Regions from separate parts of the Mus musculus genome. Here region 2 is linked to region 1. The links are chromatin contacts, found by Hi-C or POLR2A ChIA-PET in ENCODE. All regions are on one chromosome and are shown on one strand. Each heading gives the region's core, a stretch centred on a gene start or an enhancer-like site at or near the end of the contact. The rest is flanking DNA. Distances are from core to core; before and after follow the strand shown.

The links. A loop is a pair of places that touch in the nucleus more often than their neighbours do. ChIA-PET counts read pairs that join two places held with the same protein, here RNA polymerase II (POLR2A).
Region 2: a loop to region 1 is called in a map of v-Abl transformed pro-B cells, with 1.9 times the contacts of the local background. The contact joins the promoter of 4921517D16Rik here to the enhancer-like site in region 1. A Hi-C loop is called at or near these places in 2 of 37 maps with a recorded cell type or tissue (heart and v-Abl transformed pro-B cells). POLR2A ChIA-PET finds 5 or more read pairs at or near these places in 1 of 5 experiments (Patski).

What each region holds. Positions count from the first base shown.
Region 1 is chr16:57,265,463-57,269,188 of GRCm38, reverse strand. It overlaps Tmem30c (transmembrane protein 30C), which reads left to right. Exons shown (of 8, transcript NM_027651.1): 8 at 2,595-3,050. The coding sequence ends at 2,779. Among named protein-coding and RNA genes, the nearest start is that of Gm26800, 12 kb to the left of the region's middle. Within about 2 kb of position 1,953, at least 2 of the 3 ENCODE cell types and tissues checked have a DNase peak (open chromatin) inside an H3K27ac peak, as active enhancers do; they include heart, where a contact is called at or near this core.
Region 2 is chr16:57,330,300-57,333,944 of GRCm38, reverse strand. It overlaps 4921517D16Rik (a long non-coding RNA gene), which reads right to left and starts at 2,300. Exons shown (of 4, transcript XR_001781913.2): 1 at 1,841-2,300; 2 at 1-398. All of the region lies in intron 1 of Cmss1 (cms small ribosomal subunit 1), which reads left to right.

The sequences.
Region 1 (3,726 bases), core at 704-3,203:
CAGCCAAAACAGTGTGCAGAAGTGGCAAATACAGGGTCCACTATCAAATATCATCATGTAACTGTGTCCGGATTAGATACTTAATATGTCTTTTGGTGTTTTGTTTTGTTTTTTTAAGGACCAGCAGCCAGTAGCACTGTCAGGTATGGTTAAATAGAGGAATAATTTGTCCTCAAGAAAGACCAATAAATGGTAGAGCCTAGACATCTAAAGCATTGGGGTAAGGCACTGTCGTATAGAGTGGAATGAGATGAGGGAGTTAAGAAATTAGAGGGGAGGGGATAGTAAGAGTACACTTGGAGGGTAGACTGGAATAGCAGAAACTGACAGAGACGATAGAACTTTTAGACAGAAGTGTGTTAGAGCGAAGGAAACCCATCTCCCCCGCTTACCACCCCAGGAAGGGTGAAGCTTCTGTCCGTGGCCAACCCTACCTATGAACCAGATACAGACGAGCCAGCAAGCAATGGCTTGCTCGATGAAGACTTCACTGTGTGGCTACGGACAGCTTGGCTCAGGCCCTGCCAGGAATGCTGTGAGCTGTGCGCTCCACATGTGTACTCTTCCTCTCTTCGGATCAGAGCCAGCCAGTGGGAGTTGATGTCTTAGTAACAGACATATGGGCCAAGTTAGGAGACATATGTTTGAATAACAGATTGTGATTTTTTTTCCCTTCAAATTCAAAAATACAAATGTGACTCTTGATTTAAAAAAAAAAAAACGTAGATTTAACTATAAAGTGTAACTAAGCCTTATCTTTAAGAAGTTATAAATTTACACGTAATTTATATTAACTGTGGTCTTCAGAGCTCATGTCTCCAAAGCAGGTAGATTTCTTAGGCAGGCTCACACTCAGCTTTGAATCAGCCACCCAGTTAAGCACGCGCACCTCTTACAGCATGCCAGGGTTACTGGCTGAGATTGTTCTAGAGGACACCCAGCAGGCCAGAGCTGCTCCACACGGACTGTTCACTTGTGTAGTCTCCCTAGCTCCCAGTGAGGTTGAATGAGAAACTCCTGTTTCTCTTTTCCCCCAGGACTGAGCAAATGTTCTTCCCCTAAACTCTCTCCCTAGTCCCGGGATAGAAAACCACAGTGTGAAATTTCTTCTCTCTCTCCTCCATTTCTTCTCTCTCCTAGAGCAGGTTTGTAGAACTCTCCAATGGGAAAGTAGAGCTGCTCCTCTGTGGGATCCCTGCTGACTGACATCCCTGTCCTATCCACCTTTGCTTTCTCTTGCAGTGGTTGCTTTAAAACAGGGATAGAACGTTGCCTGGTGACTGTCTCTCAAGTTGAATCTCCTGACCCCACAGACCTGTGTCGACCATAACAGTAAAGTAGAGGAGAGATGGCACAGACTGAACAATGCTGCCCTCTCCCTTGGCTGTAATGAGTCTGGGATGGGAATGACGAAAGGAAGCCATACCCTAAAAGCGATACACTGTTTCTATTCTCCTCTCTGGACATGCTAAGTCTCCTCCATGATTCTGCTAACAGCCACACTTGGCCGCTGATTGGAAGCTGATTGTACACAGCTTCAATGCTGAGTGTCACCCCCTGCTTGCACTCCCCCTGTGTGATGGCTTAAGAAGTAAACCTGGCCTGCAGCATCACTCTCTCCTACTGGAAGGGAAAAGGGGGGGTCTGGAGGTGAGGATAGGACTCTTTCAGCTGATCTAGGAGAGAACACAGGTAAGGCAGCACTGGAAGATAAAAGACCAAGTGATAATGAAGGGAGAGAGAGAGAGAGAGAGAGAGAGAGAGAGAGAGAGAGAGAGAGAGAGAGAGAGGTTTGTTCCTAACATAGTTCCTTGTGCCTTTAAATAGTTCATTGCCAAGAGATTGGAAGCCCTTTAAGGGCTTGGCTGGGAAATGCCTCTGTCGTCTGTGTTGCTATGAGAAGGCTTTGTTTGTTTATTAGTTTCATTTACAAAAGGCACCAGATGTTCAAAACCCTCAGGCCACAAGCCCCATGAAGATGATATCATTACAATGCTACATAGCAAGCCCACTTCAAACACTTTCTCACAGGCAACAGGACACTGACTTTTCAAAACCATGACAAGCACCCTGCTTTTAGATTTAGAGTTCTCACCAAAAAATGTTTCTGTGTTCATCCTGAGGCTTTATTTATTGTTCTTACTCCTCGGAAGGAATTTTCTCTGTTGAAGGGACTCAAGCCTTATCCAGTTAAGGAACTTGGCCTTTTCTGAGTCTTCTGGTTCACGAATAAAGCCTCAGGTTTGCTGTGAACGAACGCTGTCTCTATCCTTTGTGCTACCTTGGACTCATCAAAGGGAATTAGATTATCTGTTCACTAGCCAGCTATTGACAAGTCACCCAGATCTATTTGTGTCCACATCTTCTCTCTACACTACAGCTATGTTGAAGAGAGCCTTGTTATGACTAATTTTATTCTAGCAAGATAGAGTTTTATTTGACTGCGTGGAAACACATGAAACAGAATAATCACCTGGGTTGGTTTTCTTTTGTCTGTGAAAAAGATCAATTTTATATAACTTAATTTAGTGTGTTTGCATATGCTATGGTATAAATGACAAATACTGAGCCAGGTCCTTAACAGATCTTCTTAGACTTTCCAGTAACCATGTTCCAAGGAGAAAAGTCCATTGTCCTTTCCACTCTGACATGGATCGGGGGAGGAGGCCTTTTCTTGGGGCTGACTTACACAGTGACGGGGGCACTGACGCTGTTGGCCTCTTTTGCCATCCTGACGATTCACTTGATGCTGAAAAGGAGTAAACTGAATTTCCTGTAGAGGTGGTGTCCAGATTTAAAGAGAAGAAGAGCAGAAGGCAGCAGCAGACAATGGAGTGATAGACCCAAAGATCCCTGGCAAAGCTTGAAGAGTTCCTGAGCCACCTCAAGGAGGAGTGCTGGATTGATGGAATCCAATATAATCCTAACTACAAGGATAAATGACGAGGTTCCCAGAGTGTGTGTGGGGGGGGGGGGAGGAGGAGCAAATAAAAAAATATATGTACAGTAAAATGTTCTTGGAATAAAGATGAGAAATGTTTTTGAACTCTAGACCAAGTGTTAAGAATCAGTTTGGAGTCCTTGTACCTCAGAGTGGGTGAGTTCCCTGGGGGTCTGCTCTCAAGGCAAGAGCAAGTGAGCCAAAACTGAGTCCTTTTAGCCATCCAGTCAGGCTCAGGCTGGTGGCTGGCTGGATGACGTTATAGACTTCCAAAGACCAACTGTTGAGCTGAGCAACAGAACTGAGTCACAACCAACTTCTTCTGTTTAGACCAAGCAGTGCTTAGCCACCTCCCGAGTATCCAAACTAAAATACACCAAAAAAGCAAGTTTCTTTCATGTTACCCAAGATAAAAAGCATTAGGAGTGAGACCTCCGCTATCATGGGTCACATGCACGCTCCCAGGAAGGGCCTGTCCCAGTCAGCACTGCCCCACGGCCACAGCGTCCATGTGGCTAAAGTGAAGAAATGGATTTACAAACTGGTCTGACTCCCTCCCAAATAGGTGTGAGCCTGAGGAACTCTCACGGTGTGGCACGGGTCTGTCTTGTGACTGGTAGTAAAATCTTAAGAATCCTGAAGTCCAAAGGCCTTCCCCCCCCCACCCCCCACCCCCGCCCCCGATCTCCCAGGGGACCTCGACCGTTTGACTAAGAAAGCAGTTCCGGCCTGAAAGCATCTTGAGAAGAACAGAGACGATAAGAATGCTAAATGCACCTGACTCT
Region 2 (3,645 bases), core at 1,051-3,550, 64 kb before region 1:
GCTTCAGAGTCCGGGTCAGCTGCCCAGGCAAGGTGTAAAACCCTGGATGCTGTAGAGACAAGTCCAGAACCAGTACCAGATAGTCAACTGAGTAGGCAACTTGAGTTGACCATTTCAACAGTGGGGCAACGAGATGAGCCTAAAGCCCAGGAGTCAGTCTGGAGATCTCCAGCTGTCTGATCCCTGCTTCTGTTTTTCACTTAACACGTTGTCAAACATGGCTTGTAAAACAGTATCTCAGGGCAGCATGCAGCTTTTTAAAAAGACACCAAGTAGCATACTATGAAGTAACGTAGACCTGAGCACAGGCTGATCGCATCGTACAGTCCCAGGGTGTGGGAGACCGAAGCAGAAGGGGAATAAATGGAGGCTATCCTGACAGTGTGAGAGAGTCCTTTCTACAAAAGAAAACCAAAAACCATTTAGTGGCATAGGAAGATGTTTATATATAATATTAAAGAGTATAATATACAACCATCAAACCCAGACATTATTGCATATGCCAGAAAGATTTTGCTGACAGGACCCTGACATAGCTCTCTCTTGTGAGGCTATGCCAGTGCCTGGCAAATACAGAAGTGGATGCTCACAGTCATCGATTGGATGGAACACAGGGCTCCCAGTGGAAGACCTAGAGAAAGTACCCAAGGAGCTAAAGGGGTCTGCAACCGTATAGGAGGGACAACAATATGAACTAACCAGTAACCCCCCAGAGCTGTGTCTCTAGTTGCATATGTAACAGAGGATGGCCTAGTCGGCCATCAGTGGGAGGAGAGGCCCTTGGTATTGCGAAGATCATATGCCCCAGGACAGGGGAATGCCAGGGCCAGGAACCGGGAGTGGGTGGGTTGGGGAGCAGAGCGGGGGAGGGAGGGCATAGGGGGCTTTAGGGATAGCATTTGAAATGTAAATGAAGAAAATATCTAATAAAAAAGTATTAAAGTATTTGTATACAGTAAATAATTCTAGGTATATAAAATTGAGTGTGTATATATAAATACACACTCAGAACAAGGCAAAATATGAAAACGAATACATTAAATTATAATTTTGCTTTATAGTAAAACCATCTTCTTATAGTGGTAACAAATTTGTGTTCCTTTTAAGTTTTCTATATTTTCTGTAATTAAAACATTATGTTCTTATATTAGAAGGAGTAAACAATGTTTTTTTTTTTTTTCAAAATTTTGCGGTGTTTTGTTGTTGTTGTTGTTGTTGTTGTTGTTGTTGTTGTTGTTTGCAAGGTCTTGTGATGGACTTGACAGTGACTGGCCTGACGTCCTCAAGCCAGCTTAGCAGAAACTTTAAGGACAAAGCAGTAAAGTCCCTTGTCTTTAGTCCTAAGAAAGGGCTGCGGGGGAAGCATGAGTGTTTATGGAATTGTGACACTTACAGCAAGGGCATGCAGTAAGTAATTCAGCACACAGCTCGAGTCTTGTGAGGGCCCTGGGGCGATCCTAACAGAAACATCCCTTTCACAGGAGTCTATCTCTTCCCTGAGATAACGTGTTGTAACAAGTGGGTTGCAGGGCTGACTACAGACTCAGGTGTGTTTCTTAGGAAAGTTCTGTCTAGAAGAAAATGACGTAACTCACACACCCGCATAAAGAGCCATGGTCACCTGTATATTTTAAAACACTCCCCTCCCTTCAGTGCTTTAACGTTCTATCACACTCTGGAAATTTTGACATGTCCAGGGTGTACACCATTCCAAGAGAACTTGCCCTAAACCGAAAGAGAATCATAATTCACAGCAGTATGACTTCATCGGTCTACAAATGAGAAAACTGCAGCAGAAAGTAAGTGATTTGCCCAAAATCATAAAAGTTGGAACTAAAACCTTAGGTTTCCTAGTGTTCTCCATCACTCGTCTGTGCAGACACCTCTTAAAACAGCCCCAGAGCACTGTCCTGGGAGCCATTCGAAGGTGTCCTGCCGAGGCCAGGGAGATGGCTCCGTCAGGCAAGTGCATCCGGTGCAAAGTCTGAGAGCCTGAGGTCCGTCCCAGACCCTGGAGTAAAAAGCTGGATGTGGTGACATAATGGGAATGAAGGCCTCTGTCTGTGATGTCAGAGCTAGGGGCAGGGAGGTGGCTGAGACGTGACCTCAGGTTCAACAGGAGACCCTGTCGCAAAAAGACATATAAACAACACTGCAGATGAATCTCAGACATGCATGTGCTCGTGTGTGTACACACACACATGATAAGTTCTCATCAGCATCCCTTCACCTGTCGAGTAGTAGTCCATATTAACGTGGAAAGGAGCCCCTATGGGACACAGACACTAAACTAGACAGATGATGACATAATACAGTGCTAATCTGTTTCCTACAATAGAACACAGCATACGGAGAAAGGTGCTGGCAGAGATCGTTGGTTTGGGGCTTTGAGGAAGAGAGGAGCTACCTGTACCTTCTCCCTCGGATATGTGTAATTATTTAAAAAAAAATGTACATGGTTATACTACACTGTGTTCAACCCCCACAGACACTCATACCACTGGAAAGGAACTTAATTTACTTTCCAACTTAATGAAGCAATTTTGCTTAGTGGGTAGGGCTTTGGATTCATACTGCCTCTGTCTAAATCCTGGCACTGTCATCAGCCTTGCCTCAGTACAACCAAATGTACAGTTATTTTCAGGATTTAAAGAAAGAAGCTCAAACATGCAGCACCGAAGTTGAATCCATGTCACTTAAGCCTTCATTTTTCCCTTTAAGCTAAAAAGAAGGTATGTAGGGGCGGGGGGGGGGGTGCTTTATTACAGGACAGAAAGGAAACCGATCCTGGTTCTCCAGACAAAGCCATCCCGATTCCTGTATGACCCACTCCTAATGTTTATCACCAAGGTAGCAGAAGTCCTGAGGCCCCTGGGGTTTGGGCACTGAAGGCCCTTCTCCCTGCCGCTGAGGCCAGATGGGAACACAGGCGTTCACAGGTCAGGCGAGGATCCTATGTTCTTGACTTAAGATGGTGGTTCACGGGAGCTTTTTCTGTGTGCATTTTGCATAAAGAAACACATGGAAGGAGCTAAAGAGATGGCTCGGTGGCTTAGAGCCCTTGCTGCTCTTGCAGACGACCCAACCAAGTTCATTTCCCAGCCCCCACTTCAAGTGTTGGCTTACAAACACCCAACAGTACATCTAGTTCCGGGGGAGCCAACTCATTCTTCTGGGCTCTATAAGCATCTGCATACATGTGGTATAAGCAAACACATACATAGAAAATAATTATCTATATCTATCCATTTATTTATTTTGAGGCAGGGTCCCTCTATGTTGCCCCAGCTGTTCTGGAGCACTGAAAACCAGGCTAGCCTCAAACTCACAGAGATCCATCTGCCTCTGCCTCGCAAGTGCTAGGATCAGAGACATGTGCCACTATGCCAGAGTTCACATTTAATTTTCTTTTAGAGAAATGCATAGTGTACTACTAAGCTAGAGCAGTTAGCCTTTCTAGACAATACCCAAGTTTAACTCATCCGCTGCCTTACAAGTGGCAGGAGAAGCATGAGCAGTTAGCACTCAGACTCTCCTTCAGCCAGCTTTTCTCTGAGATGCTCTTGCTGGTAACAATACTCTACTCCTGTCAGTCCCAGGACCTGGAAAGCCATTTCATTTCATGTTTTGCTACCCTGCTCCAAA